Regions from separate parts of the Homo sapiens genome. Here regions 1, 2, 3, 5 and 6 are each linked to region 4. Evidence: read pairs that join two places in POLR2A ChIA-PET (ENCODE). Cell type or tissue: MCF 10A. All regions are shown on one strand. Each heading gives the region's core, and the rest is flanking DNA. Links, peaks and the distances in the headings are about the cores only.

What was found. ChIA-PET counts read pairs that join two places held together with the same protein. Peaks named below come from ENCODE experiments on the same cell type or tissue, not always from the same donor. Only the 100,000 strongest peaks of a DNase experiment are listed, where the experiment ranks them.
Region 1: POLR2A ChIA-PET joins it to region 4 with 14 read pairs; 6 of 35 experiments call an interaction of 5 or more read pairs at or near these places.
Region 2: POLR2A ChIA-PET joins it to region 4 with 13 read pairs; 2 of 35 experiments call an interaction of 5 or more read pairs at or near these places.
Region 3: POLR2A ChIA-PET joins it to region 4 with 12 read pairs; 7 of 35 experiments call an interaction of 5 or more read pairs at or near these places.
Region 5: POLR2A ChIA-PET joins it to region 4 with 13 read pairs; 6 of 35 experiments call an interaction of 5 or more read pairs at or near these places.
Region 6: POLR2A ChIA-PET joins it to region 4 with 26 read pairs; 4 of 35 experiments call an interaction of 5 or more read pairs at or near these places.

What each region holds. Positions count from the first base shown.
Region 1 is chr1:203,510,477-203,515,441 of GRCh38, reverse strand. LOC105371688 (a long non-coding RNA gene) reads left to right here. Exons shown (of 5, transcript XR_007066807.1): 2 at 1-1,930; 3 at 3,261-3,392; 4 at 4,688-4,965. It overlaps LOC124904488 (a long non-coding RNA gene), which reads right to left and starts at 2,545. Exons shown (of 3, transcript XR_007066809.1): 1 at 2,349-2,545; 2 at 1,716-1,799. RefSeq lists enhancers at 2,168-2,217, 2,368-2,427, 1,765-2,964, 2,952-3,692. In MCF 10A, for the core only: no CTCF peak of the experiment used is centred there; a DNase peak (open chromatin) is centred at 2,471.
Region 2 is chr1:203,531,858-203,536,822 of GRCh38, reverse strand. It overlaps LOC124904488 (a long non-coding RNA gene), which reads right to left. Exons shown (of 3, transcript XR_007066809.1): 3 at 4,497-4,862. Among named protein-coding and RNA genes, the nearest start is that of OPTC, 40 kb to the right of the region's middle. In MCF 10A, for the core only: no CTCF peak of the experiment used is centred there; a DNase peak (open chromatin) is centred at 2,082.
Region 3 is chr1:203,504,385-203,509,349 of GRCh38, reverse strand. OPTC (opticin) reads right to left here. Exons shown (of 8, transcript NM_014359.4): 8 at 401-704. It overlaps LOC105371688 (a long non-coding RNA gene), which reads left to right. Exons shown (of 5, transcript XR_007066807.1): 4 at 1-4,608. Among named protein-coding and RNA genes, the nearest start is that of OPTC, 13 kb to the right of the region's middle. RefSeq lists a silencer at 4,467-4,642. In MCF 10A, for the core only: no CTCF peak of the experiment used is centred there; no DNase peak of the experiment used is centred there.
Region 4 is chr1:203,690,581-203,695,545 of GRCh38, reverse strand. All of the region lies in intron 2 of ATP2B4 (ATPase plasma membrane Ca2+ transporting 4), which reads right to left. Among named protein-coding and RNA genes, the nearest start is that of SNORA77, 37 kb to the left of the region's middle. In MCF 10A, for the core only: no CTCF peak of the experiment used is centred there; DNase peaks (open chromatin) are centred at 2,225 and 2,725.
Region 5 is chr1:203,767,389-203,772,353 of GRCh38, reverse strand. It overlaps LAX1 (lymphocyte transmembrane adaptor 1), which reads right to left. Exons shown (of 5, transcript NM_017773.4): 2 at 1,417-1,526; 3 at 877-987; 4 at 207-286. Among named protein-coding and RNA genes, the nearest start is that of LAX1, 4.7 kb to the right of the region's middle. In MCF 10A, for the core only: no CTCF peak of the experiment used is centred there; a DNase peak (open chromatin) is centred at 2,693.
Region 6 is chr1:203,556,015-203,560,979 of GRCh38, reverse strand. No RefSeq gene overlaps it. Among named protein-coding and RNA genes, the nearest start is that of OPTC, 64 kb to the right of the region's middle. RefSeq lists enhancers at 3,316-3,893, 3,907-4,831. In MCF 10A, for the core only: no CTCF peak of the experiment used is centred there; DNase peaks (open chromatin) are centred at 2,449 and 3,349.

The DNA of each region.
Region 1 (4,965 bases), core at 411-4,410, 180 kb after region 4:
TCTCCACCTGAGCCTTCTGACCAATCACCCCTCCATGAAACTCCAGCAGGAGCTCCTTTCATGCTCTGCCCCCTGAAGCCGCCTCTCCTGCCCTCTCCACCCCCACCTCTGCTCACGCCACATGCGCCAGCTGCTGCCTGCACAGTGCTCCCTCTGTTGAGGGTCCCCGAGTGCCTTCCTTCCCCCACCCTATGCCCAGGAGCTTCCACCAGTCCTAGGTGTCCTGGTCCAGCGTCCCTGCTTTCAGGATCCTTCTTTGGTCTTTGCCTCCTCATGAACTGGCTGCTCCACATTGGTGCTGCCATTGGCCATGTGCATGCCTCTGTCCCCACTTACTGCTTTATTTTTATTTTATTTTATTTTTTGAGACAGAGTCTCGCTCTGTTGCCCAGGCTGGAGTGCAGTGGTGTATTCTCGGCTCACTGCAACCTCTGCCTCTCCAGGTTCAAGCGATTCTTCCACCTCAGCCTTCTGAGTAGCTGGGATTACAGGTGCTTGCCACCATGCCCAGCTAATTTTTGTATTTTTAGTAGAGACGGGGTTTCACCATGTTGGCCAGGCTGGTCTCAAACTCCTGACCTCAGGCAATCCACCTGCCTTGGCCTCCCAAAGTGCTGGGATTACAGGCGTGAGCCACCGCTCCAGGCCACTGCTTGGTATTTTAATGTTCTATTCCTGTACCTGTGCAACTCCCTCCCCACCTCCTTGCCCTGCTGTATGTCTCACATCTCCAGCACCTGGAGTCCCTGGCATGTAAGAAAGGCCTCTACATCCTGAACAAGGGAAATACATTGAATGAAGGAATGACTAGAAGTGAGCCGGTCCGGTGGGCAGAGGCTCACAGGTAGGGGTTGAAAGCGTGGGCGTATGGAGAGGCAGGCTGGAGGAGCAGCATTTGAGGTAAATTAGAAAATAGCGCGAGATTTAGCCACAGGGGGAGAAAGGCTTTCAATATACAAAACACCCCTTCCCTCGCTGCTCCTGTCAGCACCTTCTCAAAGCGAGGAAAATAAATCTGTTTTCTTTATGACAAAGCCTGATTTGATGATAAACCCTCTCAGCTTCCCGGGAGGTGGCAGTGACTCTGATAGGTGGGGAGGAGGCAGGAGTAGGTAAAGGAAGCGGGGGCTGGGGGAGAGAAAAAAAGAGAGAGAGAGACTGAGGCGGGGGAGGAGAGGGAGAGAAAGCGCTTGTTCTGTGCGCTGATTACTAATGCGGTGGAAAAGCTGGGCAGGTTCTGGAGGGAGGCATTTATCCTGCATGAGAAAGCAGGCAGTGTGTTTCAGAAGCTATCCACAGGCCCCCCCGCCGCCAAGCTAGAGGGAAGGAGATGGGGAAGGAGAGGGCCGGGCAGGACCTGGGGCTTGGCTCTGCCCTGAGCCACAGCATGAAGAGGGACAGAGCTGCTGAACTCTTGGCTCTCAGGGCCACAGTCACCTGGGGCCCTTCTTTTTCCAGGGGGCTGCTTCATCCGCCGAAGTCGCAGCCTTCTTCCTTGGGGACGTGTTTACAGGGTCACTTGGCTCCTTTCTCTACCTTTCTGGAGGGTGGGGGAAACCCAGCCCCATTCCTGGCACCTAAAGTTGGAAACTGAGGGAGGCTCCTGGGAGTCCCCGTCCCTGAGGGAGGGGTGGTGTCTTTGGGGTGGCTGGGTCTGAGCAGCGTGTGGATGCCGGGGAGCCAGGGGGCATACCCCTGTAACTTTCCTCTCTTACCATGAAGAGAAGCAGAGCCGTCTGCCACAGGGTTAGGCAACTTGTCCCTCATCCCTTGTGGGGACCCCTCTCTGAGTAGCCTTCCTGTTAAGAAAACAAAAGAACATGTGAGATCACGGAGCTGCAGACTGCACCTTGGAGATCACTGAATCTTCTCTTCTCTTGGCCAGAGGAGGGGATAGAAGAAAGCAGACATGCCTGAGGCCACACAGCTGGTTAGTATCCAAGCGGGAGCAGTGGCCCCTTCTACCCAAATTCCAGTCTCCACAGTGCAGCCCCAAACAGGGGCCTCTGCTTCTCCTGTAACCCAAATCAAACAAGGCCTTCCTGCGTCTACTGTGAGGCACACTTCAAGCTGGAGACACACCCTAAAGAACCCAGTATCTGACTCTAAAAGCTTTAAGACACAGTGAAGCACCTGCCTGAGTCTTCTGGAGACGGTGGCCTGCATTACACCCACACTTCCTTCAAATGCTCTCTGTTCCCTTTCTTCAAAGCCCCACACCTCCTGGAAGCTGCTCACTTTCTCCCTCCCTCTGCAGGCTCCAGCCCATGAGGGGTTCCTGCCCTTTCTCCACCGCCCCTCTTCTAGGTCTCCTTTCTCCATTTCTGTTCCCCATTTCCACTCGTTACCTTGTTGCCTGGTAGCCAAGCAACAGATCCTTCCTCTTTAAAAGGTTAAACTTGCTCTGGTCACTGTCACCCTCCAGTCTGTGAATCATGCTGCCTTTCCCTCCTGCCTCGTGTTTTCAGCATGACTAACAGGCAGAGAAGGCGGCAAGGGGTGTGGGTTTCTCAGAGAAGGATCCCGTGCACTCACAATAGAATCCTCGGAGGCTTTCCTATCCAGGACCCTGCTGCCTCTGACCGCACCCCAAGCCTTCTCTGCTGCTCACATGGGCTCCTCTCTCCTTTGTGCTTTTTGCCTTCTGTCCCCACTGCCTGGAAAACGTTCCCCTCACATTTTGCATGGCTGCTGCCTTCTCATCACAGAGGTCTCAGGTCAACCATCACTACCCCCAGGAGGCCTTCCTTGACTGCCCTATCTCCTGTCACTGGCCTCCACTACCAGTCACTGCCATGTTCACTTCCTTTTGTTGTCATCTAGCACCTGTCCCTGTCTGAATTGTATCATTTATCTGTTATTATTTGTTTATTCTGTTCCTGCCTGTCTCCCTGAGGCCAGGGACCTTGTCTGTCTTTATTACTATGCTGACCCTGGTGCTCAGCACTTAATAAAGAATCATTAAAACAAAATGAATGAAGGACACTAAAGGTGGGTAAGATTGAGTCAGGGCCTGGATCTGTGTAAATCTCTTTGTCGATGGGGCCTTGCACACTCAAGGGTTCCTTCTCTACCCTGCTCAGGAAACTGAGACTCAGGATTTACGGGAGACCGGGGACCTCCTTGGTTAAGAGTTAGGACATCCCCATCAGCCCCTGAGATGTAGGAGCTGTGGCTGCCTGCTCTGTTCCGGGTGGGGTGTGTGCTCTTGCTTCTGGGGTGTTGATGTCCCCAACTTGTCTATTTCTCCTTCTTTGCAGGCTGTCATAGAAGTTACTTGGACAACACCACCCACCCCTGGGGGGTGGGGTGGTGGGAACTTGCTTGGTGATGGCAACAAACAAACAAACACTTTCCCCTTCCCACTTCTCTTCCGGTATTCCAGACAGGAGGTAAGTGGGCAGTTCCTGGACTTCATGGAAGTAATGAGGCAGTAAGTTTGGTGCTGTACCCTCTCAAACTGTAATGCTCTAGAATGGAGAGGAGCAGCAGAGAGGCAGGGGCGTGCCAGGCCACCTCTCTAGGAGTTCATGTCCCCATTAGAAAAAAAAAGAAAAAACTGGAACAAAAGTCTGAGAGAGAGTCTCGATCAAGAGCTCAAGCCTAGCCTAGAACACACTCGGGCTTGTTGTGACTCTGTTTACCAATAAGCAGGAAGGAGCCTATTGTACTCAGGGTTACAGAAGCGGAAAGAAATCCCATGAATAGGAGCACAGGAGCCAAGAAGTTGGGCTCAGAGACAATAGATAGGAAGGGAGGGGGTGTGGGAAGGGAGATCCAGACTGGTGAGGCTTAGAGGAGAAAGCCAGGTGTGCAGGGGCCACCACTAGGAACGTCAGGAGAGGAGGGGTAGAAAAGGAGCCATTTACATGGTCAGATTTCTGTAGCAGGTCTGCCTCCCCACCGTGCCATGGAGCGAGCTGGCTTGGCATAAGATTTATTGGGTATGTTCTATGAGCAAGGAAGTGTGAGTGAGGCAAGATGGATTCAGCAGGTGTGTCAGACACGCAGTTCTAAGGCCAGAGGGCCAGCAGGCTTTGCACTCAGGTCAAATTTGAATATCTAGTCTGCCTCTTACTCCTCACTGTGTGACCTTGGACCAAAAGTTAACCTCTCTGCCTTCTTTTTTTTTTTTTTTTTTTTTTTTTTGATATGGAGTCTCACTCTGTCGCCCAGGCTGGAGTGCAGTGGCGTGATCTGGGCTCACCACAAGCTCCGCCTTCCGGGTTCAAGCAATTCTCCTGCCTCAGCCTTCTGAGTAGCTGGGATTACAGGTGCCCACCACTACACCTGCCTAATATTTGTATTTTTAGTAGAGACAGGGTTTCACCATGTTGGCCAGGCTGGTCTCGAACTCCTGAGCTTAGGTGATCTGCCCGCCTCGGCCTCCCAAAGTCTGCCTTCTATAAAATTGGGGTAGCGCCCACCTCATCAGGCTACGATGGAGATGAAACGTGATGATGTGTGTAATGTGTAGGGCTAGCATGATGTCCTACAGATGGTGGCAGGTGCTTTCTGCAGCCTGCACCTCTGGCCCTGGCGTAAACCAGAGAAGATCACCATCTGCACTAGGTAAAGCCCTGCCTAGACACAGGTGCATGGACCAAAGGACCCTGAGGACTCTTTGGTCCTTTGAAATATTGACTTTCTGACAGCTTCCTGTCTTCATTTCCTATCATCTCTGCAGGAATAATGTACTGATCTGCTGACATTAAGAAGGACCCTATTTTCAGATTACTTCTTCAAAGGAGCAGCATCTACATTGGCAAGGTGATTACAACCCAAGCACACAGCTGATTTGGAAGACTTGAGTCCCAAAAGATGACTTTTTTTTTTCCTCCTCCTCTGCAGGATGCTTTAGCTTGAAACATCTGGGTAACTGCTTAACACCTTCCTATTTTGCAGAACATTCCCAGCATCGGGGCCGTTTGCATCTTTCTGGGCTAGTATTTTTCAGGATTATTT
Region 2 (4,965 bases), core at 571-4,570, 160 kb after region 4:
GCATCCCTGGGTCAGACTACAGTGACCTCAAGTTGATAAATTCCAGTCTGGTAAGACTCTCAGGAAATGGGTGAACTCATTCAGTGCTGATAATGTTTCAGATTGGTATAGTCCTAGAGAGCCATAAACATAGTCTTGCTTTTGACAAGTAATCTTGCTCATGAAAATTTATGCTAAGGAAATAATTCAATTGAACACCAAAAACTCTGAACAACAATATTCATAGAGGCATTCTTTAAACTAGGGAAAATTTGGAAGCAGTCTGAAATTCAACAGTAGGAGTTGATTAAATGTAATATGAAGTGGCCATATAATGAAGTGTTGGGAAGACATTAAAAATTATACTTAAAGCCAGGTGCAGTGGCTCACACCTGTAATCCCAGCACTTTGGGAGGCCGAGGTGGGCGGATCACTCGAGGCTAGGGGTTCGAGTCCAGCCTGGTCAACATGGTGAAACCCCATCTCTATTAAAAATACAAAATTAGCCAGGCGTGGTGGTATGTGCCTGTAATCCCAGCTACTTGGGATGCTGAGGCAGATGAATCACTTGAACCCAGGAGGCGGAGGCTTCAGTGAGCTGAGATTGTGCCACTGCACTCTAGCTTGGACAGCAGAACAAGACTCTGTCTCAAAAAAAAAATTAAAAATGATACTTAAGATTTGTATTATTCAAAAACAATTCAGCAAATATTGATGGAGATGTTCATGGGGTTAGTTTCTTCCAAGGCCACTGTCCTTGGCTTGCAGATGACTGTCTCTTTCCTGTGTCTTCATGTGATCTTCCCTCTGTGTCCGTTTCCTGGTCTCCTTTTCTTCTAAGGACACCAGTAATATTGGATTGGGCCTGCCGTAATGACTTCATTTTAACTTAATCCCCTCTTTAAAGGCCCTGTCTCCAAATAGAGTCACATTCTGAGGTACTGTCAGTTGGGACTTCAACATATGAATTTGAAGGAACATAGCTCAGTCTCTAACAAGATTTTCTGTCTGGGACTGTGCTGTGGGTTTGTGGGACTAAGACATAAAGGACCCAACCACTGGTGGCCAACATCTGCAGACAAGGAAAAGGCTGTCTTTGATGGAAGGATGGAACTCTGACAGGGAAAGGCAGTGGTCTGCAGCAGTGTTTGCAGGGGACAATTAGGGAAAAGGTGGGAAGCAGGACACAGATCCCATTTGGTGGATATGGAGTGGTACTTGGATGGTGTACACACAGTACTCAAGGGCTATAATCAGGAAGTGCCTTATTTTGTCTCTCACTTTCCTTTAAAGTTTATTTACCTTGGAAAATTTCCTCCTCTGCTCCTGTATTAAAAAAATCACACAGTCTTCTGACTTTCTTTTTTTTTTTTTTTTTTTTGGGACGGAGTCTCGCTCTGTCACCCAGGCTGGAGTGCAATGGCAGCGATTCTCTTGCCTCAGCCTCCCAAGTAGCTGGAATTACCGGCATGCACCACCAAGCCTGGCTAATTTTTGTATTTTTAGTAGAGATGGGGTTTTGTCATGTTGGCTAGGCTGGTCTCAAACTCCTGACCTCAGGTGGTCCACCCACCTTGGCCTCCCAAAGTGTTGGGATTACAGGCATGAGCCACCGCACCCAGCCAGTCTTCTGACTTTGTATTCACTCTTAGGTAAGTCTTTCGGGTCATGTTAAGTTGTCAAACTCTGCCCCAATTTAGAAATTAAAATGTCAAGCCCCGTGTAATAATAAAAGTTTCCAACTTAAGCTATAGCCTTTTGTGTGGTTGGGGCTGCCAAGGTGGGCTGTTGGGGCTGCCAAGGTGGGCTGTCTGGGCAGGGGCCGGGCGATGGGCTTCTTCTCTCTTTGTGCTAACCTCCTCCCTCTACTCATTCTCCCTGTCTCTGCCTCTGTTTCTTGTCCCTATGGGATTGGGGTTGAAGGAGGGAAAAAAGATAGACTCTTCTTGTACACATATTATCTCTGTGGCTAGAACAGGATTCTCCAGCTCTTGGCTGGGGAGTGGTAACACTCCCTGGGCTGTGAGGGATAGAATGGCTTTGAACAGGCTTGTCAGTGGTGGACCAGTTGGCCAAGAGCCGAGAGACAAGGGAGTCATCACCCAAGACCTCCCGGCTGCCAAGGAGGTGACACAGCCTGCTCTGTGTTTTCTCAAATGGCCATCTTAACTTCAGCATGCTCCTAATCATGAATCATCTTGTGACTGCAGCTAGTTCTTACAAGAACCTTTCAAGGAAAGAAGTAAGCCAACTCCAACAGAAACTGCAATGAAAATTGATTGCGATTCTGGGTCCACATTTAATTTTACATTCTCCATGGAAGCTCTAGGAGACGTCAGAAGTGGTAATCCTCATGAAAGAGAAACAAGGTCAGCCTTTGTCTGACATCTCACAGTGGTTAGGCACCGGGGCCTGAATCTGCAGAACTTTGACCTGAGAGATGCTGAATTACTCACTTGAATGAGACTTTGTGGGGTTAAGAACAGGCTTTGGTGCCACAGACTTTAATTCTGATCCCATCTCTATATTAATTTGCTCTGTGTCTTTGAACAAGCCACCTAGCCTCTCTGGGCCTTAGTTTTATTTTATCTAGCAGATAATAAGTTTTCACTCATGAGGTTGTCATAAGGATTGCAACACACAAAATATACAAAAACATCTACCCAGTACCTGGTGCATGAAAGGTCTTAAATTAATTTTATATGCTTCCCCTATTAATGCTGAAATACAGTCTATTTCTTGGTCTGAATTAAGACCACAGTCATCTGAGATGTGGCTGGGTTAATTCCCCAGCAGTCCAGACCATGTTTAGATTTCTAGGACCTGAGGGTAACCCAAGTAACACTATGGGGAAGGATGCAGTTAGGGTTGTTTAGGCAGAGATGCTGCTCAAAGAATTTCTATTTCTCTTCTGGAACCTCCAGCTGCTCCTAGTGCCCTGAGCCGACTCAGCCCTGGATACCAGAAGGCTAACCCTCTAAATAAATGGAGTCCTGGTGGCCATTGGCTGTGTCCTTGGAGTTTTAGTCCTGGTGACCTTACCAGGAAAGGTACATTGCCCATCTTCCTCCATCCGCTACCAGCCCAGTGGTCAGTTTCCCACTGGGCTTATCGCTGTTTCTCATGCTGGGCCCTAATAAGTGGGGATGAATGCATTCTCTACTTTTCCTGTTTCCATGAGAAACAACTTAGCTAGAGTAACGTTCCTGGTTTCTCACCCCAGCCCTCTCTCACTCCACCGGAAGAGCAAGGGAGTGATTTACCTGATTAGTGATCTTAAAGATGAAGCTGGGCCGGGTGCAATGGCTCATGCCTGTAATCCCAGCACTTTAGGAGGGTGCAATGGCTCATGCCTGTAATCCCAGCACTTTAGGAGGCCAAGGGGGACGGATCATCTGAGGTCAGGAGTTTGAGACCAGCCTGGCTAACATGGTAAAACCCCGTCTCTACTAAAAATACAAAAATTAGCCAGGTGTAGTGGTGCACTCCTGTAATCCCAGCTACTTGGGAGGCTGAGACTGGAGAATCACTTGAACCCAAGAGGCAGAGGTTGCAGTGACCAGAGATCATGCCACTGCACTCCAGCCTGGGCAACAGAGTGAGACTCTGCCTCAAAAAAAAAAAAAAAAAGAAAGAAAGAAAAAAGAAAAAAGAAGGAGCTGCATGTATGTGGTGAGCCCCTCTGAAATTCCATCTTGCAATCTACTAGGTTGGTGCAAAAGTAATTGCAGTTTTTTACATTAAAAGTAATGGCAGAGCCAGGTGCGGTGGCTCATGCCTGTAATCCCAGCACTTTGGGAGGCCGAGGTGGGCAGATCACTTGAGGTCAGGAGTTCAAGACCAGCCTGGCCAACATGGTGAGACCCCATCTCTACTAAAAATACAAAAAAAATTGGCCAGGCATGGTGGTGCATGCCCGCAGTCCCAGCTACTTGGGAGGCTGAGGCAGAAGAACTGCTTAAACTCGGGAGGTGGAGGTTGCAGTGAGCTGAGATTGAGCCACTGCACTCCAGCCTGGGTGACAGAATGAGACTCTGTCTCAAAAAAAAAAAAAAAATGGCAAAAACCGCAATTATTTTTGCATCAACCTAATATACCCTGAACTGCTCCCTCTACCATGAGGTGAGCTGAGCAGAGCGTGTTCTGGTTCTTTGGAACAGGCTTCTGTTTAAGGGGGAAGTGGGTCAAAGTATAATTTTCAAAGAATTTTAAAACGTGGCTTCCATACAAATATAGAATGGACATGTGTCAAAGATCCATTTAACTCGTTAACAAGGGAACCAGCAGTATGTTAAAGACGGTTCTTAAGAGCATTTGATGGACAGAGATTTATATAGTTAGTTGGGAAAAGAATGCATAAATAAGTTTATTAAATTAGATGCAAAATCAGTTAATATCCTACAGTGCAACAAAACTGTAGCCTTCGCAATTATTCTTCTACCAAAGAGCAAAAATTTTCATCTTTACTAGACAAAAATATACAAATTAACATGTAATGTTAATAAGTGTTAATGAATCCAGGCTCTAATATATAGTCAATATGAAGGCAAGCAAAGACTCGTTTCTTATAGTGAATGAAATAAATTTTGGTGGGCCTGTTAGACACATCACAGTAGAACATCAAGAGGACAAGCAGTCATCTTTTTGCATTACTTCCAGCTTTTGACAATTTCAAGTAATGCTCAGCAAAGGATAAATTCAGTAGTTGGGGAGGAAACATCAGTAAGCACACGTAAACATTTTGTTGAAGTAGTTTTTTTGGGGGAGCAAGCAGGGCAGGGATGGTAGCTCACGCCTGTAATCTCAGCACTTTGGGAGTCCAAGACAGAAGGAGAGCTTGAGCCCAAGAGTTGGAGACCGGCCTGGCAACATAGACCCCGTCGCTGCAAAAATAAAAAAATTAACTGAGAGTTGTGGTGCACGCCTGTAAGTCCTAGCTACTTGGGAGGCTGAGATGGATGGATTGCCTGTGGCCAGGAGTTCAAG
Region 3 (4,965 bases), core at 343-4,342, 190 kb after region 4:
ACTCCCTTGCATCACAGTTCCTCTACAGATGCCATAACAAGAAACACTTCCACTCCCTCCTGTGTCTGAACTGTGTGTTAGACACAAAAGAAAATAATTCTGGAGTCGGTACAGTGGCACACATCTGTAATCCCAGGAACTCAGGAGGCTAAGGCAGGTGAACATTTGAGCCCAAGAGTTCAAAACCAGCCTAGGTAACCTAGTGAGACCCAGTCTTTTAAAAAAAGAGAGAGAGAGAGAAAAGAATTCCTGAAGGCAGGGCTGGGACTGGTAGTGCCAGGAGGAAACAAAAAGCTATTTGCTGTGGTGCCTGAGCACAGAAGGAGAATAGAGAAAAAGGAGGCAGAAGGAGTGCAGAGGGGAGGAAGGGGAGAGCAGGGCGTTCTGTGTGGGCTCATTTGAAAGGAAGTACACAAGCCCATCCAGGCCATGGGTTTGGCCATATCTGGAAGGGCTGGACAGGCCAGGTTGAAGACAAGAAGGCCTCAGTGTGGGGAATTTTATTACAATGAGGCAGGAAGGAGGTGGTCCTTGGGCTTCTTTGTCACCCGCAGGGAGAAGGGAGACGTGAGAGCTGTGGGGAAAGAAGCAGGCCTCCTCCCCCTGCATGGAGACCTTTGTCCATGCTGCCGGCGGCCACAGGAGGGAGGCGTGTGAGATGGCGGCTGCTGGAGAATGTGATGCCCGCTGGTCCAAGAGATGACCTTGAGAGAGAGGAGAGACAAAATTGAGCTGGTGTCTAGTGTGGGGGAGAGGGGAGGGGCAGGTGAGGTGGGAGGAGAAAGCTGAGAGGCAGCTAGACAGGGAGGGGGTGGGGAGAGCCGGGGCCACCTCCCCGTCTGGTCTGTCTGCCTCTGTCCTGGCCAGAAGGAAGGAGGACACAGACACAGGCATGTAGGGGTGCGGCAGAGATGGGGGGCCGTGTGTCTTTGAGCCCCAAGGTTCTCCTGAGCTGAGACCTTCATTACCTCATGTGCTTCCTAAGGATACAGGCCTTGAACCTGCTGGGGGCAGGCCCTGGACTCAAGCTCCATAGGCAGCCCCCCTTTTTCTAGCCTGGGTGATGCCCTCCCGAGTCCTTGCTTTTCAAAGCATTTTGGGGGGACGTGGTAGGGGCACCCATCCTCTGCTCCAGGAGCTGGAGATGGGATTTCCCATTTCTCTGACAAGAATTCCCAAGAAGTGATGGCTGTCACTGCAGCTCCACCCCCATGCCCATCTTTCTTTTTCTGTTATAGATTGTTTATGTTAAGTCATCTTTCTCTGGGACAAAGTACTTAGCCTCTCATTTTCATCAGTAAAAGCAGGGATAATAATTCCTTCCTCACAGAGTTGTTAGGACTGCCAAATTAGGTCCCATATGTAAAAGAGCTTGCTGAAGTGCAAACTGACAGCAGAAATGTAAGAGATTACTATTCCCAGGGAAGAGACAAAAGAGAAAAGGAAGCAGGAAGGGAGTCCAGGCAAGGTCAGGGTGGGGAAATGGCCTTGGCTCCTAAAACAGACTTAGCTCCAGCCTCTCCAGCAGCCCCTCCCACCCTCCCTTCTCCACGAGCCTCCTCTGGCCCTAGGCCTTGCTGGGTAACCTTTGGAAAAACAGGACCCTGGAGCTGAGAATGGGGCAGGCAGAGGGGGAGGTCATTGCAAACTCATCCTTTCTCTCACGGAGAGGAGGGGCCCTGGCCTCTTCCCCTTGACCTCCTCCCGCTGATACTCATAGGACAGGTTAGGGCAAGACCCTCCTGAAGGCCACAGGGTGCCCCAGAGGAGGGAGGCACTCCCCTTCACACAGAGCTGGCAGAATAGTCACCAGGGTGCCGCCCAGAGCAAGTGCCCTTGCCAAGGTCAAATATGAGTTGCTGCTGGGCCACAAAGGACCTGGATGAGTGAGGTTAGGAAAGTCTGGTGTTGGAGGAGGTGGATGTGATGCAAACCTAGACTGCCGGCTGGCATGAGGCCCTCAAGCTAGCTGCCGTGCCTGGCTGGACCCCACAGCCCCTCCTCTCACTCCCTTCCTTTGTACTCTCTCAGGGCTGGCTTGCATCTGCTCTGTGTCATTCTCTCCATCTTTACCATTCTACAAGACAGGAGGGCCTCACTCTGGCTAAAGAGGTGCTCTCTGCCTTCCCTGCCAGTTGCCCAACCCTAACCCCTTTAGGTACCTGAGAAACAGGAGGCCTAGCTGTTCACATCAAGATCGAGAAGGAACAGCTGTGGGGTTTCTCTCTCTCTGTCTCTCCCCATCTCTCTCTTCCTCCTTCCCTCCCTGGTGCAGAGGGACAGATGCTCTGTTTAGAATTTCTTCAGGGAGACAGACAACAAGGGCATTCTTTCTATTCCTTGGGCTTCCCTAGCCAAAAATGGGGGATTAGCCAAGAGACAGCTGCAGAGGCAGCGGCCCTTGGGGAACCCCTCCCGGAGCAGCAATGGCCTGGGGAAAGAAACTCTCTGGAGCTGGCCTCCTTTAATTGGAACTTGAAAATGGTGTCTGCATTGGAGTGTGGCAGAGAGCAGGACTTCAGACTCTGGCTGGATGGACCCCGGATTGAATCCTAGCTCTGCCACTCTCTTGCTGTTTGGGTTTGGGCCTCTCCCCTTTCAGAAGCCTGTTTCTTCATCTGCAGTCTGAAGATGAGCATCCCTACTCACTAGGGTTTTTGCTGGAATTAAATGAGTTGATGCACAGAAAAGCTTCTATTATAGGTCTGGCAAACTCCAGGAGTCCAGGGATTGTTAGATCTCCTGTCCCACAATAGAGCAGGAGCCAGGTGACTTTCTGTATTCAGCAAAGAGTAACCGAGAGGCATGTGGGAATGATGTGGCTTCCAGTACCCAAAAGCCCCAGTTCTGGAAAACCTTTTTTTTTTTTAATTAGATTTTTGAAAAAATTGGATTCCTCGGCCAGGAGTGGTGGCTCACACCTGTAATTCCAACACTTCGGGAGGCCGAGGCGGGCAGATCACCCGAGGTCAGGAGTTCGAGACCAGCCTGACCAACATGGAGAAACCCTGTCTCTACTTAAAGTACAAAATTAGCCAGGTGTGGTGGCGCATGCCTGTAATCCCAGCTACTCAGGAGGCTGAGGCAGGAGAATTGCTTGAATCCGGGAGGCAGAGGTTGTGGTGAGCCAAGATCACGCCATTGCACTCCCCCCTGGGCAACAAGAGTGAAACTCCATCTCAAAAAAAAAAAAAAAAGAAAAAAGAAAATTGGATTCCTCAATCCAGGATCTCTTGCATTTGGAGAACTTTAGGCTTTCAGCTGTTGCATGCCTAGGCCTTGTCATAATCCAATAAAGCAGGATATGGAACGGGATATTGGATATGGAAGGGGATAGGATTGGTGGATGAAACAGAGAAAGGGAGAGAGAGACAGAAAACACACACACACACACACACTCTGAGAGAGAGAGAGACACACACAGAGAGAGAGATTCCGCTGTAACAAACTCTTGGAAGACAGAAAGAGGAGGCAAAGGAGAGGAAGGGCCAGTGACAGCTCTGCTGCTCTGAAAGTCAAGGGGCCCTTGGCTCACTGCCTTCCCCGTCCTTCCCTGGGGCCAGGTGCGCTGGAATCCTAGATTCCCTGGGAGTGAGGGTAGGTACCATGACGGCATGAAGTCACCTCCCACCACCTTCAAGACTTCCCACTGCCAGTCTGTAGCCTGTGTGTTGAGTCCTGGTCCAACCCTGAGTCACCCGTGTGAACTGGGGTCAGTGATTGGTCTCTAGTTCTCCATCTCTCCATCTGAAGAATGTGAATAATAATTTCTGACTTGGCTGTTTACAGGACCGCCGTGAGGATCCAAGTGCACAGTGAGGTGGGGGGAGGCAGATACATGGATTCCTTTCCACGTGGCCCACAAGAAACACCTGTCCCTCCAGACTCGGGGACCACCAGGGACCTTGAATAGTTGCCTTGGCAACTCATTGCCTGGCTAACTCCCACTCCTTTGGGTTTCAGCTTAAACATCAGTTGTGCAAGATCTTCTGGACCCCTAAGTTGGGTCCTCCTCTTGTAAGCATTCATAGCATTCTCTACATACCCTTTACAGCACTTTTATGAGTTGAATAGCATGGTTATTGGTGTGCTTATTTGTTTCACACCTGTCTTTTGCACTAAATTCTAAGCTCTCTGAGGAAAAGGAATATGTTTCTGTTGCGTACCATCTTATCACCACGTAGCAGTGGGTGCTCCATAAGATCCTCCTGCGTGAGTAAGTGAATTCCCTGCCTCATCCCTCTCTCATGCCTTAGCATGAGGCCTGAGGCCAAGAGCCCGTCCATCACATACCCCTTGCCCAAAGCCTCCTTATAACGGTCAGGAGAAGGGTGGCATCTCCTCCTCTCCCTTCTAACTCAAGGAACAAATCACTGGCTACATGATAGTTGCCCTTCCTCCCATCCTTCCAGCATAGTAGCCCCTGCCCAGGATCCAAAAGGCAGAAGGTGAGTAATTGCTATTTTTATTTATCTTTGCACAAGGCTGCCCTCTGGTGGTCGAACATGTAGGAGCGAATGGGAAGGATGGAAACCCCAGTAGCCAGGAACCAGCCCAGCTGGCTGAGCCAACCACGCTCAAGAGACTGGCCAGCGAGCCAGGGAGTAGGTAAGTGCTACAAGAAGCGCATCTGGGTGAAGATTCGTGTCAGTTCTCCATCCTTATGAATGGCTCCCTCCAAATCTAACAGGAGGCCCTGGCCTCAGAAGAGCAGGAAATGAAGGAATGCCCTATAGAAATCTTACCTACCTCAGCCCCAGTAGGATGGTGTGCAGGTAGGGGGAGCTGGTTTAAGTAGCTATTCTTTCTCCTCAGTGGTATGCAGGCAAACATTTTACAGTCAGCTCTCAAAAAAGGAAATCCCAATTTGTAGTGTTTACCAATTTCTGTAGTGTAAATACCCCTACCATGGCCCATTTTAAACCACCGATATGATGTCACTGAATGAGGAGCTGGAAGAGATGC
Region 4 (4,965 bases), core at 276-4,275:
CCCAAGCACATCACCCTGGCCTCCAGCTTAGGGGCACAGCTGAGCCCCGCAGAGCTGTGAGGTTTGGCCAAACCTCTAGAAGCAAATTGGGTTGCTCCCCAGAGACTCCCTGCCCCACCAGCCTGAGAAGTCAGGTTCCCAGTAGGAGGGAAAGCCAGAGCCTGGGAAAGGAGTGTTCTGGGCAGGGAATCTTTAGCCCCAGACAGGCAGAGGCAGACTTGCCAAAGGGGCAGGGCCTTGCTGGTCCTTTCTCCCCAGGGACCAGAGATGGCAAGGCTGTGCCAAGTTGGGTCTGCTGTGCTGGAGAGCCAGGCTTGCTGGCAGGAGTGCTGGTAATTTGTTAAGCTACCTGGGACGCTTCTCAAAAAAGCAGGATTCACAATGTAAAGGGAGTAGATGCCCTTTCCTTCTTACCAAGGTTTAGTAGATGATTATGAGGGCAAACCAAGACATCAGATATTAAAGATCATAAGGTGCACCCCAATAGCCTAATGAAACCCTCCCTCCCAAAAAGAGGGACATATGAGGGGCAGAGAACAGGGCTACCTGTCCCTCTCTGCTCTCATGCTAATACCCTGTAATCATCTTTGATGCCCAGCCCCCATCTCCTATATCATGTAGTTGAGAAATCCTATCAGCTTCAAAATATATCTAAAGTCCAATCACTTTCCATTTTCACTGTTATCATCCTGGTCTAAACCATCCTCTCTCATCTGGATTATAGCAATCATCTTCTAACTGGTCTCCTTGCCTCCACCCTCCCTCTCCTGTTCTTAGTCTCTTCTCAATGTATTAGCCAGAATGATCTTTTTTAAGATCCAAGGCAGTACATGCGATTCATCTGCTCAAAACCCTCTGGCTTTTACTTAGAGTAAAACTAGGCACCAAGGACTTAATGATGGGCTTCCAGGACCCTTATGACTCCCCCAGCCCCCCAGTCCTTATCTCCTACTAGTTTCTCCATGTTCACTGAGATCTGGCCCAACCAGCCTGCCTGCTGTTCTCTAAACGCACTAGACAGGCATCTACATCAGGGCCTCTGCACAAGCTGTTCCCTCTGCCCAGATTCCTCTTTGTTGGAGAGGGCTCACTTCCTCACCTCCCTCAGGTCTTTGTACAAACATCTTCTTTTTAGTGAGGCCTACCCTGACCACTGTATTTACCTGGCACTCTTGATCCCCCTCATCCTGCTCAATCATTTCCCTCCACAGGTCTTCTCACCTAGCATATAATAGGACACATTCATTTATTGTTTGTCCACCTCCTCCACAAGGGCAGGATTTTTATCTTTGTTCCTCAGGCCTACAGCATTGCCCAGCACATTGTACACACACAAATTTGTAGAATGAACTGAATGAATGAGTGATAACTAAGATTGCTAACATTTAAGTGATTACTATGTGCCAGATGCCTCACCAGGCACATTCATGCCTTCTCATTCAAGCATCACAAACCCCTACCTGGTAGCTACTATTAACCCAATTTGACATAGAAGCAAACTAAGGCCTGGCAGGGGTATGACTACTTGAGCTTATTAAGTGGCAGAGTCTATGCCACCCCACAGAGGGCCACTGGATGCCAACCTAGATACAGAGGACGCTGGGACATGGAGGCAGCTGCACTCAGCTGAGGCTTCAATCTAGTGTGACTAACTTGTCCTGGTTTGCCTAGGACTTGCCAGGTTTTAGCACTGAAGTTTCTGCCTCCTGGGAACCCCGCTCAGTCCCGGGCAAACCGGGATGGTTGGCCACCCTACTTCCTTCACCACGGGGCAGGGTTGCATGCTGCTTTCCTCTGTACCTCTAAGCAAGCCAGCGCTGTTCCCACTGTCTACAATTGGGGTGGATTAGTCCTGTCTTTTTTCTTCCTGGCCTCAGGGATGGTAACATCGCCATCAGGTTCATCAGAGTCCAAACCTATGAATTTTGTACTCAATAAAACCTTTCTTATGGCCTTTTTTGGACCCAAGCAAATGAAGTGACATACACTATGGAAAACATAAAAAGTCAGGGCTTGTTCTTACCTAAATGCTCTCAAAGTCACTTGCTTGCTTCTTTTTTTTGCCATTTTCTACTCATCTATGTGTTCCACCTTAAGTCACCCTGAGCTTGTACAATAGCAACCTTAAGAAGTCAAGTGGCTGTCTCAGTTCCCAGTATGCCCTGCAGCAAGGCGGGGCAGGTCAAGGCTCTTAGCTGTAGTAGCCTTGGGAATCCTCTCTGACATGTGGTGAGGCATGGGAAAGCCATGTGGGACTGGGAGCTCGGCCAATCCCCAGTTTTGGGCTTTCCATTCCAATTCTTTCTGCCCTAGAGAGTCTTTCAGGCCCTGATCTCAGCAGCTGTAATTTCACACAAATACTTGTCCAGCCTGGGAAAAGGCTCTAAAAGGCCCTGATCTCTGCAGTGGTTTCTCAGATGCTCACACAACCTCCTGGAGAGGGGAAGGAAAACTTGGCAGGGAGAGAATGCTGGAAACACAGGAAAAGGGTTTCCCCTAGAAATTCCTCAGGAAACTGAGGGGAAATCTTGTCCTCAAGAACATGAGAGAGAAAGCCCCACCCAGAGTGGGAGTACTTCTGGCCCTATGAACCAGACTGAACACATGAGCTGGGAGAGGCAAAGAGAATGTTTAGCTGTGAAGTCATCACCCCCACCCCATGCTGGGGAGGTGCACGGCCCCTGCCCAGGCTGGGTGGGAACATAGAATAAACAGCAGTGGAATATTTGTGTCTGCCATGAGTGTGCAGGACCTAGGGCCTGGGAGGAGAAATGCAGCCCAACCCTCAGTGGCTTAGCTCCAGCAGGGAAGGGCCAACGACATCGGCAGAGGCACTACTTATCAGAACCAGCTCAGCCCCAGAAAGGGTGGGGCTAGGGTAGACATCAGGAGGGACTTCCCAGCTGTCTGAGTTATGACACCTTGCCAAAGGAGGCAGCAGAATCTTCTCCCACTCATATAGTACCAGGGAGAATTTTCTCTGGGTTGATTTGAAGGCTGTCCTCTTTTGGAACTTGAGAAGGACAGACAGCAGAATACCTTTTAAGTCCTTCCTTAAAAGGATTTGGGTTTTGTTTGGTGGCTCATGCCTGTAATCCCAGAATTTTGGGAGGCCAAGGTGGGAGGATAGCTTGAGCTCAGGAGTTCGAGACCAGCCGGGGCAATACGGAAAGATTCTGTCTCTACAAATAATAAAAAAAATTAGCTGGACATGATGGCGTGTGCCTGTGGTCCCAGCTACTCAGGAGGTTGAGGCAGGAGGATGGCCTCAGCCCAGGAGGTTGAGGCTACAGTAAGCCGTGATTTTGCCACTACATTCCAGCCTGGGCAACAGAGCAAGACCCTGTCTCAAAAAAAGAAAAAAAAGGCCGGGTGTGGTGGCTCACGCCTGCAATCCCAGCACTTTGGGAGGCCGAGGCGGGCGGATCATGAGGTCAGGAGATCGAGACCATCCTGGCTAACACAGTGAAACCCCGTCTCTACTAAAAATACAAAAATTAGCTGGGTGTGGTGGCGGGCGCCTGTAGTCCCAGCTACTCGGGAGGCTGAGGCAGGAGAATGGTGTGAACACGGGAGGCGGAGCTTGCAGTGAGCTGAGATTGCGCCACTGCACTCCAGCCTGGGCAACAGAGCCAGACTCCATCTCAAAAAAAAAAAGTTAAAATTAATTTTAAAAAACCCCAACAACCCTGGATTTGGGGACTGAGGGGGAGGAGTAACTTAAAATCAAAATAGGGCCATGCAAGATCTAGCCATCTCTGGCTAATAACCGAATGCTACTCTTCCGAGTATACAGCAGTTTCCCTGCTTCAGCACCTCCAGTTTAATACACGCATGGCTTGGAGATTTGCTCCCTATCTGCTAGACTTCCAGCTCCTAGAGATAAAGCAGTTGATTCAAGGTCACAGCCAGAGGATGATGAACTTGGAGAACAATGCTTCTTTTCTCATTCTGGTCAGCAAAACCCTTCCCAAGGTGGGCCGCTTCCTCAGGGCATGCTTCCCTTTATCCCGCCCCCTGCTCTTGGCCTTTTTTTGAAAACAGCAACTGTGGCCCAGGGAAAAAAGTCTCCCTAGAGCTCTCTAGTTAGCTTTCTGCTCTGCCACTCTGCCACCTTCTGTACTTCATGAATGTGCTTCCATCTGGTGTCATATTCCCACCTTGGAGCTAAATAATAAGAATGAAAGCCCCACTTTCGGTAGATGCAGTATCTGCTTCACCCAAGGAGGGAATGCTATTTTTCTTCCCAACAGCTAATGGTCCAATGTAAGCCAAGAATGAGAAGGTTAAAAACCAAATCAGACCCCCAAAAAACTTGCAACAGTTGCTGCTGAGTTGTCAAAGGAATGGAGCATAAAGGGCTCCAGGAGAGAAAGCAGGAAGGGGAAGCCTCCTGCTTCCAGGTTGGGGAAGCCTTAGCTACTCTCCTCGTGAAGATCCCTCTGACCCCAGCTGGACAGCATTATGACAGTGAACCCAGAAGCCCAGCTCTAGGCAAGGAGGGCTAAGTAGAAAAGAACTGGCAGAGCCTGGGCTGGGCTAGGAAGAGAGAACCCACAGCCTACAAGAAGCCTAATTCAGCCCTAGGCATGAAACTCAAACCAGACAGGGAATTCCTAGGATGCAAAGTGGAGTTCCCTGTGGTGGGGGATGGGGAGGGGCAGAGGGAGGACACTTTTGGCTTGAGTCCTTCTCACATCGTGAATTAGTTAGTGCTAATCCATCTGCCCAAAATTTGGTAGGCAGAGTGGACCACAGAATGTTAATCTCTGAGGCCATGCCCAGATCACTGTTATTAGGGTCACTTATTTGCCATCCTTAGTAGAGTTGGGGCAAGAGATGATGGCTACAGGGCAGAGGGCACAAAGAAAGAGGAAAATAGAGGTTATGCTTCTAACCTCAAGTGGAGGAGCTCCTAAAAATTGATATTCCAGAACAGACTATAAGCTCTAAAGATAGGGAAGA
Region 5 (4,965 bases), core at 639-4,638, 76 kb before region 4:
CCAAGCACTTGCCTCTGTCCTTAATTTTTCTTTTTGGGTATAGGAGATCCTGAGGCTAGTCTTCCCAATTTATTAATAGGACTGCAGGGCGAGTGCCAAAGGGCATGCTGTTTGTTTGCAGTGAAACCAGATCTAAGCCCTATAACTCTTTCCCCGCAGTTCTTCTGCCAGAGACATGTCATTCTCCCAAGAAGCTTGACTCTTACCACATGCTCCGGGCTCTCAGAATTTCTGGAGAGGAGGCTCTCAGTACTGAAAATGCGCATACTCCTCGACTCATGTCTCCCTGAAAGGACAGAGAACAAATCCTGAAGATAGCCAGTCCTCTGAGTGCTTCAGTCCAAATAATCCCTGCATCATGGATGAAGCGGGTTTGCGTGGTGTCTGGAATTTCCAGCCTTGGGTCTGGTGTTCTCTCATGTTCTGAGGTCAGAGTTATGGGGATGACACTCTGAGAACCGGAAGCCCCTCAGCTTCTGTGGCACTGGAGGATGCTATCACAGGGGTTGGGAGGCTGAGAAACAAGCTCCTGTGTGAGAACCTCCTCCCTGCCCCATCCTCTGCCTGTGATGCTGGCACCGAGTTCTCTTCCTTGGTGTCTTCCCTATGCCTGGACACACTTGGCTTTCTTCTGTTGCCTTAACATTAAGAAAAAACAAAACTCCCAGCCCAGATGACCCTCTGCTCCCTTTTTGGAGCCCTCCAGACCCCCCTGGAGTTGCAGCTGACAGTCTATCTATCCCATTCTCCCTGATACTCTCTGAAGGGCAAACAGGTTTGAGAACTTAAAGAAAATTGCTTCTGGAGGGTGAGAGGCACATTCTGGGAGTAGAAGTTCGAATATCTGGACTCCATAGATTAGAAGGAAAAACCTACCCAGGTCTTCCTGTCGCCAAGGCAAGATGTCATAAATATTTTTGGCTCTTTGTCTGGTTTGTGGCAAAGTCAGCAAGGGCATGACGGTAACTCGGAGGTAAGGAACTTGTCCTGCAAGGCAATGAGAGAGATGGGAGTCATGGCGGGGGTCAGCTGCACAGAGTGAAGAGACTCATGGGAATGAGATGGCCCCTGAAAATGCTCCCCATCCTTGCCAGTTCTCACAAAAATACCCTTTCAGACTCAAGCTACAGGAATTTTCATTTGAGTGAGAGGAACAGGGGACTTGATGGACAGAACGTAAAGAGGAAACTGGACACAGGGGCACCAGGGCAATGTCTTTCCCAGGGGAACTCCATCAGCACTGGGCTTTTGGAGCCACAGTTCAGGATCTTGAGTGAGGCAATGGCCAATGTATCGGGTAAGAACTGAGGACTCCCCAGGCCAATAGTTTATCCCTGGTAAATAAGCTGGGCTTTAAATTCCAGCCTAGATTAATAATCCTACTGTGTCTCAACTCAGGACAAACAAGGGACTCACGCTTCTTCCGTTTATTCCAATTCCACAAGATGCAGAAAACCGCAACGACCAGGAGGATGGCGAGGAGTCCCGCAAACCCGGAAAAGATGTTGGTGATCTGGTCTTTATTTCTAGAAAAACAATCGAATGACATGTGCTAGCTGTAGGAGGGTGGAGAGGCTGGAGGAGACATTTCCTTTTGGAGTTAGAGCCTGAAGATTTGGAATGGGAGCCGAGTGAAGGAAAGCCCAGGTGGGGTGTGGTGGAAGAGAGGGTTATCTCTGAATATTGACTTTATGGAGAGAGGGGACTTGGACAGGGGAGAAGGGAACTATTCCTTTCAAATGCCTACCGGGTGCCAGGGATTCACATGTGAAACTTATTAATCTCTTTCTTTCTTTCTTTCTTTCTTTCTTTCTTTCTTTCTTTCTTTCTTTCTTTCTTTCTTCCTTCCTTCCTTCCTTCCTTCCTTCCTTCCTTCCTTCCTTCCTTCCTTCCTTCCTTTCTCTCTCTCTCTCTCTCTCTTTCTTTCTTTCTTTCTTTTTGATGGAGTCTTTCTCTGTCGCCCAGGCTGGAGTGCAGTGGCACAATCTCAGCTCGCTGCAACCTCCGCCTCCTGGGTTCAAGCCATTCTCCTGCCTCAGCCTCCAGAGTAGCTGGGATTACAGGAGCGTGCCATGAGGCCCAGCTAATTTTTGTATTTTTAATAGAGGCGGGGTTTCACCACATTGGCCAGGATGGTCTCAATCTCTTGACCTTGTCATCTGCCCGCCTTGGCCTCCCAAAGTGCTGGAATTACAGGTGTGAGCCACCGTGCCCGGCCTGTGAAACTTATTTAATCTTTAACAATCCTATCACACTTTGTGGCCAAGTAACCTGAGCTTTAGACTCAGAAAGGTAAAGTAACATGTCAGAGATCACCTAGGTAGGAAGGAGCAGAGAAGGAATATGAATCTAGGTCTGTTTGCGTCCAAAGACCATGCTCTTTCCACTCTGCCACACTGTCCTCCAAACCTGCAAAGTCAAAGTCATTTGGCCTTGCCCCTTCTTGTTCCCTACTCGTGGGCTTCCTGGCTTGCTTGGAGGAGAGGATTAGCCAACGTACAGTTAAGGAGTGGCTCTGTGACAGAGTCCAGCTTGCATGAACTTGAATAACACCCCCCACCCCCCGCCGCCCCCCCCCCCGCACCAATTTGTGGAGCTGGTCTCCAAGCAACACACTGCTGTTGTGTGAAGTTTAACCAATTCATGTTCTGTGCTACCTTGCAATTCCCTGGCAGGGCTGGCGTCACTGCTCGGTTTTGCTTGGGTGTTGAAATGCATCCAGATGATTACAACCCCAGATGGCTATGCCTAATGCAACAGGAAGCTGCCAACTGAAGTTACAGCGGGAATCAGGAACTGACGTGCTACCCCCAATTATTAGAAACCAGGGCATTTAACAGGGAAGGTTTTTGTCCCCTTGAGTTTTAGGCTTATTTATACAACTTTCTTTCTTTTCTTTTCTTTCTTTCCTTCTTTCTTTCTTTCTTTCTTTCTTTCTTTCTTTCTTTCTTTCTTTTTTTTTGAGACAGAGTCTCGCTGTGTCGCTCAGGCTGGAGTGCAGTGGCATGATCTTGGCTCACTGCAACCTCTGCCTCCCAGGTTCAAGCGATTCTCCTGCCTCAGTCTCCTGAGTAGCCGGGACTATAGACACACGCCACCACGCCCGGCTAATTTTTTTTGTATTTTTATTAGAGATGGGATTTCACCATGTTGGCCAGGCTGGTCTTGAACTCCTGGCATCAAATGATCCGCCTGCCTCAGTCTCCCAAAGTGCTGGGATTACAGGTGTGAGCCACCGCGCCCAGCCCATCCAAGTTTCTAGTGAGCATTTCTAACTAGTTGCCTAACAGACAGCTCAAACCAAAACAGAGCTCCTGTTCTCCCCACATAAACCTGCTACTCCCCAGGTGTTTCCCATAATCTAATGGCTTAGTCAAAAATCTTGGAGCCATTCTTGGAGCTCTTTTTCTTTCATGCCCCACTTCCAGTCAACCAGCAGATTCTGGCTGCATTACCCTGGGCATTTATCCCAAACCCAACCACCTCTTGCTCCTCTGTTGCCACCACTCGGGTCTAAGCTGCTGTGCATTTCACAGGAACCTTTGCAATAACTTTCCTGGATGGTCTCCTTGCTTTAACTCTTGGCCTCAACATTCGTTGTCTTCACACAAAAACCAGTGTGATAATTCTAAATGGTAAATCAGATCACATCCCTCCTCTACTCATCACTCTCCCCGGCTTCGAGTGACTTAGAATAAAGTCTATAGTCCTTCCTCAGAGAGGACTTGACGGCACGATATGATCTGGCCTCTGCTTACCTCTGACCTTATTTCCTACCACTTTCCCTCTGACTTTGACTGCCAGGATCCCTTGCCCATGCAGAGCACAGTTCTGTGTCAGACCTGCCACTCCCTCTCCCAGGAATCCTCCTCTCCCAGCTGTCTGCATGGCTGAGTCCCTCTCATTCAGGTCTCTTCTGAAACGTCAAATGTCATCTCCTCAGACACGTCTTCCATGGCCACACCCTATTACTTGCAGTCCCCTTGCTGTGCTCCACTTTTTCTTCATAGCACTGATGACTGATTGATATATCTTTTTTTTTGAGATGGAGTTTCGCTTTTGTTTCCCAGGCTGGAGCGCAATGGCATGATCTTGGCTCACCACAACCTCCCCCTCCTGGGTCCAAGTGATTCTTCTGCCTCAGCCTCCCGAGTAGCTGGGACTACAGGTACGCACCACCACGCCTGGCTAATTTTTGTATTTTTAGTAGAGATGGGGTTTCATCATATTCGTCAGGCTGGTCTCGAACTCCTGACTTTGGGTGATCTGCCCACCTTGGCCTCCCAAAGTGCTGGGATTACAGGCGTGAGCCACCTCACCCAGCCCGATTGATTGATATTATACATTCATATGCTTATCTGTTTATCATTTTTTTATTTAAAAAAAAAAAATTTTGAGACAGGGTCTCCATGTGTTGCTCAGGCTGGTTTTGAACTCCTGGGCTCAATTGATCCTCCTGCCTTGGTCTACCAAAGGCTTGGATTATAGGCATGAGCCACCACGCTCAGCTCTGTTCATTATTTGACTCTCCCACTTGTCTATAATCTTCAGGAGGTTATGGACTTGTTTATCCTGTTCACCTAGTGCCTTAAACAGTGCTTGGTACTTAGTAGGGCCCTGATAAATATTTGTTAAATGAATGAATTAATAAACAAATGAATTAATATAGAAATAGTTTTAAGTGTAGTACAGCCATTATGGAAAACACTATGGAGGTTCTTCAAAAATTAAAAATAGAACTACCAAGGCGGGGCATGGTGGCTCATGTCTGTAATCCCAGCACTTTGGGAGGCGGAGGTGGGCGGATCACCTGAGGTAAGGAGTTCGAGACCAGCCTGACCAACATGGAGAAACCCCCAACTCTACTAAAAATACAAAATTAGCCAGGCATGGTGGCTCATGCCTGTAATCCCATTTACTGGGGAGGCTGAGGCAGGAGAATCGCTTGAACCTGGGAGGTGGAGG
Region 6 (4,965 bases), core at 620-4,619, 130 kb after region 4:
TGGACTATGGACAAAACAGACACAATGGAAATGAAATTGTTGTATTTAGTCTCTCAATCCAAGTGGAGACTGGGGCTAGAGATAGAATTAATCAGTCAATGAACATTTATAAAATGGAATGCCCAGTCTGGTGGGGAGCTGAGCACATAACAGATCACCAGTATAGGGTGTGTGGCCAGCAGGTATAAACAGAGTGCTAGCTTCACCGGACAGAGAGATCCTTGAGGGCAGGGCCCAAGCCTTGTTTATTTGTGTTCTCAGAGCCCAGCACAATGCTGAACAAATGTTAAATGAGTGTATAAATGAATGAATGATTGCACACCTATCACAGATATAAAATTACTTCTAGAAAGCTAACTTCTCTTGAATTAGATTAATTGGAATTCACGTGAGTCTCTGGAGGAGGCCAGGCATGGTGGCTCATGCTTGTAATCCTAGCACTTTTGGAGGCCAAGGCAGGAGGATTGTTTGAGCCCAGGAGTTTGAGACTAGCCTGGGCAATATAGGAAAACATCATCTCTACAAAAAATTAAAAAAAAAAAAAATAGCTGGGTGTGGTGGCATGCACATGTAGTCCTAGCTACTCAGGAGGCTAAGGCAGGAGGATTGCTTGAGCCCAGGAGGTCAAGGCTGCAGTGAGCTGAGATCACACCACTGCATTCTAGCCTGGGAAGCAGAGCAAGACCCAGCCTCAAAAAAGAAAAAAGAAAAAAAAAAAAAAGGGAAAGAAAAAAAAATTAAAGAAGTCTCTGGAGGGCACTGGGGATTAAGAATTAAGATTTTTCTTTAAAATCTTTGCCATCTGGCCATCTGGCCATCTGCTTTTCCTGGCTTCTCCTCATCCTGAATGATGATGCTCATAAATCCAGAACTTTCTTTTTTTTTTTTTTTTTTTTGAGACAGAATTTCACTTTTGTTGCCCAGGCTAAAGTGGAGTGGTGCGGTCTGGGCTCACTGCAACCTCCACCTCCTAGGTTCAAGCGATTCTCATGCCTCAGCCTCCCAAGTAGCTGGGACTACAGGTGCCTGCCACCACACCTGGCTAATTTTTGTATTTTTAGTAGAGATGGGCCATCGTGTTGGCCAGGCTAGTCTCGAACTCCTGACCTCAGGCAATCCACCCACCTCGGCCTCCCAAAATGCTGGGATTACAGGCATGAGCCACCAAGCCCGGCCCAGAACTTTCTAAATGACCTCAGCATCTGACTCACAGCCTCTTCCACATCATGCATCCCCTGCCTTCAGTCTTGATAATTCAATATCTGTGTATGGCTGTTTCTTTTCTAGTCCCCTGAGTTAACAGTCCTTGACCTCCGCCTGCTTTCTGTGCATGTGCTGCTGCCAGCTCTGCCTTCCAGCCTCATTGCTCAGGATTCCTTTTTCTACCCTATGCTATCAAACTAGAAGGTCCTCTTCCCCTACGCTATTGTACTTGCTGAATGGACACCATCCCCAGGAGCCAAACTCCTTCATCAAACTCATTACTGATTCACCCAACCATGTGTGATTTTTTTCTTTCCTGAAAATTGCAGGGGATCTTAACAGTCCTTCTCTCATGGAGTTTGTCACAGTCTGCCTTCTGGATAAATGTGTCCTTGTCTCGTCTTTCCTACTTTGATATAAGTTTTCATGGAGAGGAGACTCTGCCGTACTCACTTTTTGTCACACTCTGTCATAACGGCAACTAGCACAGAACAGTGGACATATGTTATTTTGTCTTCACAGCATCCCATCTTTTAAGGAACCCTCCTTCTTCTACTTCTATATGACCCACGGGGGGCTGTGAGTCATGGTGCCCCACCTCCACCTCCACAGAGCAGCACAGAAGATGCAGCCCCTGGCCTCAGAGATGGCTGCAGGGATGGGCATGCTACCTCCATACACAGAGAAAGAGCTCTTTTCCTGAGACCAGAGGCTGAAAGGATGATGTAAGGTGGGGTTGCTTGGGGCCATCTCTCTGGGCTACACGGAAGAAGGCATCTAACATAGGAGAGAATGAGACCCACCTCAAAAGAGGCAGAGATGGAAAGAACAATGGCTGATATGTTGGGGTGCGGATTTTGTATCAGACCCTGCTCCAAGCACACTGTGTGGACGATCTAATTTACTCCTCACAAAAATCCTAAGAGGTAATATTATTATATCAATTTTAGAGACAAGGAAACAGGGGCACTGAGAAGTTAAGCAGCTCATCTGAAATCATCCAGCTAGTTAGGTGGTGGAGTCCGGATTGGAACCCAGGCTGTGGGACTCCAAAACAGTCATGCTATGCTCTGCGTGCTATGCTGCCTTATGGATGAGCCAAGATGAACATAAATGGGAGTGAGATGGATTTACTCATTTATGAGCAAGTGCAAGAGAGAACTGACAGCATCTTTTGAGCTCCTGGATCTAGCTGTGCCTGGAGCCAGCTGACTCATGTGCTTTTTAGTTAAATAAGCCAATGCATTCCTTGATTTGCTTAAAATAGTGTATTCGTCACTTGCAACCTCCTGGCTTCATTGTGTAACAATGTGACTTAGTGATAAGGCACTACTTGTGGGTTTGCCTCCTGGCACTGCCGCTTACTTACCACCCAAACTTGGACAAATGACTCGACCTCTCAGGCCCCTGGAGGGTAATGACTTGGCCTCTCAGGGATGAGGGGATGGTGACTAGAGATGAGATTACATGTAAATGCACTTAACACTCTGTGAACACAATTTAAGTACTCAATCATCATTAGATTCTCCTTTCCCTATGTGGAGTAACTGTTCAATAAGCATTTGTTGAATTGAATTAAATCCTCCAGAGGCTGCAGGATGTTGCCTGAGCTTGCAAGCAGCTGGAGCTAGGGAGTCTCCAATCAGGGGAGCATCTCAGCTGAGGGGTTGCCCAACAGCTCTATCTGGCCATTGGAAGGTTAAAAAAAAAAAGATTTTACTCTTCTCCTGTCTCCTGAACAGCTTCATCCTCTCTGACTTCCAGATCTCTCCAACAGAGAACACAATGTCAGTCTGCTGGATTCCTTCATGCCCCTCTTTCCTCCTCCTTACGGTTGCCCTCTAGAGTCACCTACTAACTCGGTCCTATTGATTCCCTTTCCAATTTTTCTCAATCCTGCTCTCTCCTCCTCTGCCCTCCCAATGGTACCATTGCTCAGACCATCATCACCTTCTGGATGTTTGCAGCAGCTTCCTTTCTGACCTCTCTCCAGCCTTCCAGCCCACCGTGCAGCCCAAAACACCCATGTTAAAGGTGACCGAAGCACTCTTCACCCGAAAGCTGCCTTGGCCTGCAGGATGGTGAGCCAACCCTTGGCAGACACACAAGGCCCTCCTCTGCCCCACCGGCCTCTGCCTGAATTTCCAGGACAGTCTCCTGCTTTGCTTTTCCATGCCTCCGTGCTGTCACCACCCCGCCAACTCTTACTCATCTGCCAAGACTGTGCTCCATTTGCTTCTTTTTTTCTCCTGGAAACACTCATGGAATTCCCACCCCCACTCCCCAGGCCAAGCACTCCTCCTCTGTACATAATTCTGTCTTACTATTTTATACTGATAGGATCACTTTACGCACCTGTTTTGAGGACTCTGAGGCCATGTTCAGACTCATGTCTGAAACCCTTGCACCCCATACAGTGCCTGGCACCCACAAGGCCCTCACCTGCAGGCATCATGAAAGCTCCATGTGGGACTAGAAAGGGGAAAGGAGAAAATACACTTCTTGCAGACTAAACTCATGATTCTCTTGTATTCCTGCACCCTGCCTGATTTCCCTTATCCCTAGACTGGGGCCAATGCTTCTCTTAATGGCAAACACAATAGCCTTAGGGTTTAATTGTTGGGGAGATAGGGGGCATTTTCTTGCCTTGTCAAATGGGGAGGTATCCCACTTCCCCACTTTACAAGGTGAGAAATCCACTAGTGGAGGAAATGGAAAAGAGAATTTTCTCCAGGGTCCTGAGTGATTATAGGTGTTCACGTAATTCTCCATACAGTTTTACATGCATCATACATAAACAGGTAATCTTTGGCTGCCTTAAAATAGCCCCATCTCAGTTTTTAAAAGAATACGATTATTTCATTACATCTAAATATAGACAAAGAGTCTGTGCTGCTGCATAACTTAGGCAAATACATGCAAATCTCTTGCAGACCTGATCCCGTCACTGAGTTTCTAATTCTCAGGCCTCTGGTGCCCCTCCTCTCTCGTGCCGCTGCCCTTGAACAACAGGATCTGGTTGATCCGCTGGGCTAGTGACTCTGCTCAGCCTACCGCTCAGGGCTACTGTGGGGGTCCGATGAGGGACAGGGCAGTGAGAGGGCTGTGCACATGGACGTGCAACACTGTGGCATGCAGGAGGTGGGGCCGGGAGGGTGGTGAGCAGGATCGTCATGGGAGGTCACACCAGGCAGACCTCCAGCTGCTCTCCTGGGAGTGCCGGGGTTTCATTCCTCTCTCATTCTCATTTTTTCCCCTCTCAAATCTGTTTCCCATTAAAATGAAATGTGTTCTCCTCTCGGCTTTCTGCCTGGCTCCCTGAGCTGCGCCTGGCCCAGCTCTGAGAACCAGGCTGCATTTGCTCCTTTTTAAGGCACCCACTAATTCAAACCAAGCAAGTGGGAGGCGGATTGGCCTATGGGGCCACCCCCCATCCCCCAACCCTGGACTTTCTCCATGGATGGAAAATTTGGCCTCAGCCTGCCCTTGTGACTGGAAAAAGCGGGGTCAGCTCATCAAAGCAGAACAGGGTTGTTAGCTAGCTTTCCTCTTTCAGAGGGTTATATTAAGAAGGCGTGGCTCAGGGAGGGGGTTACTGGCCCTGGCTGGCCCCAGCCAGAAAGTTGCGGGGGTGGGGTTTGCTAGAGCAGGCAGATGCCTGCCAGGGCCAGGGAGAGCTTTCTGAGAGGGTGGTGAGAGACTGGAGAGGTGGGAGAGGGGTAGCTATGAAAGGAAAATGTGTGGAGGTGACATGGTCTGTAG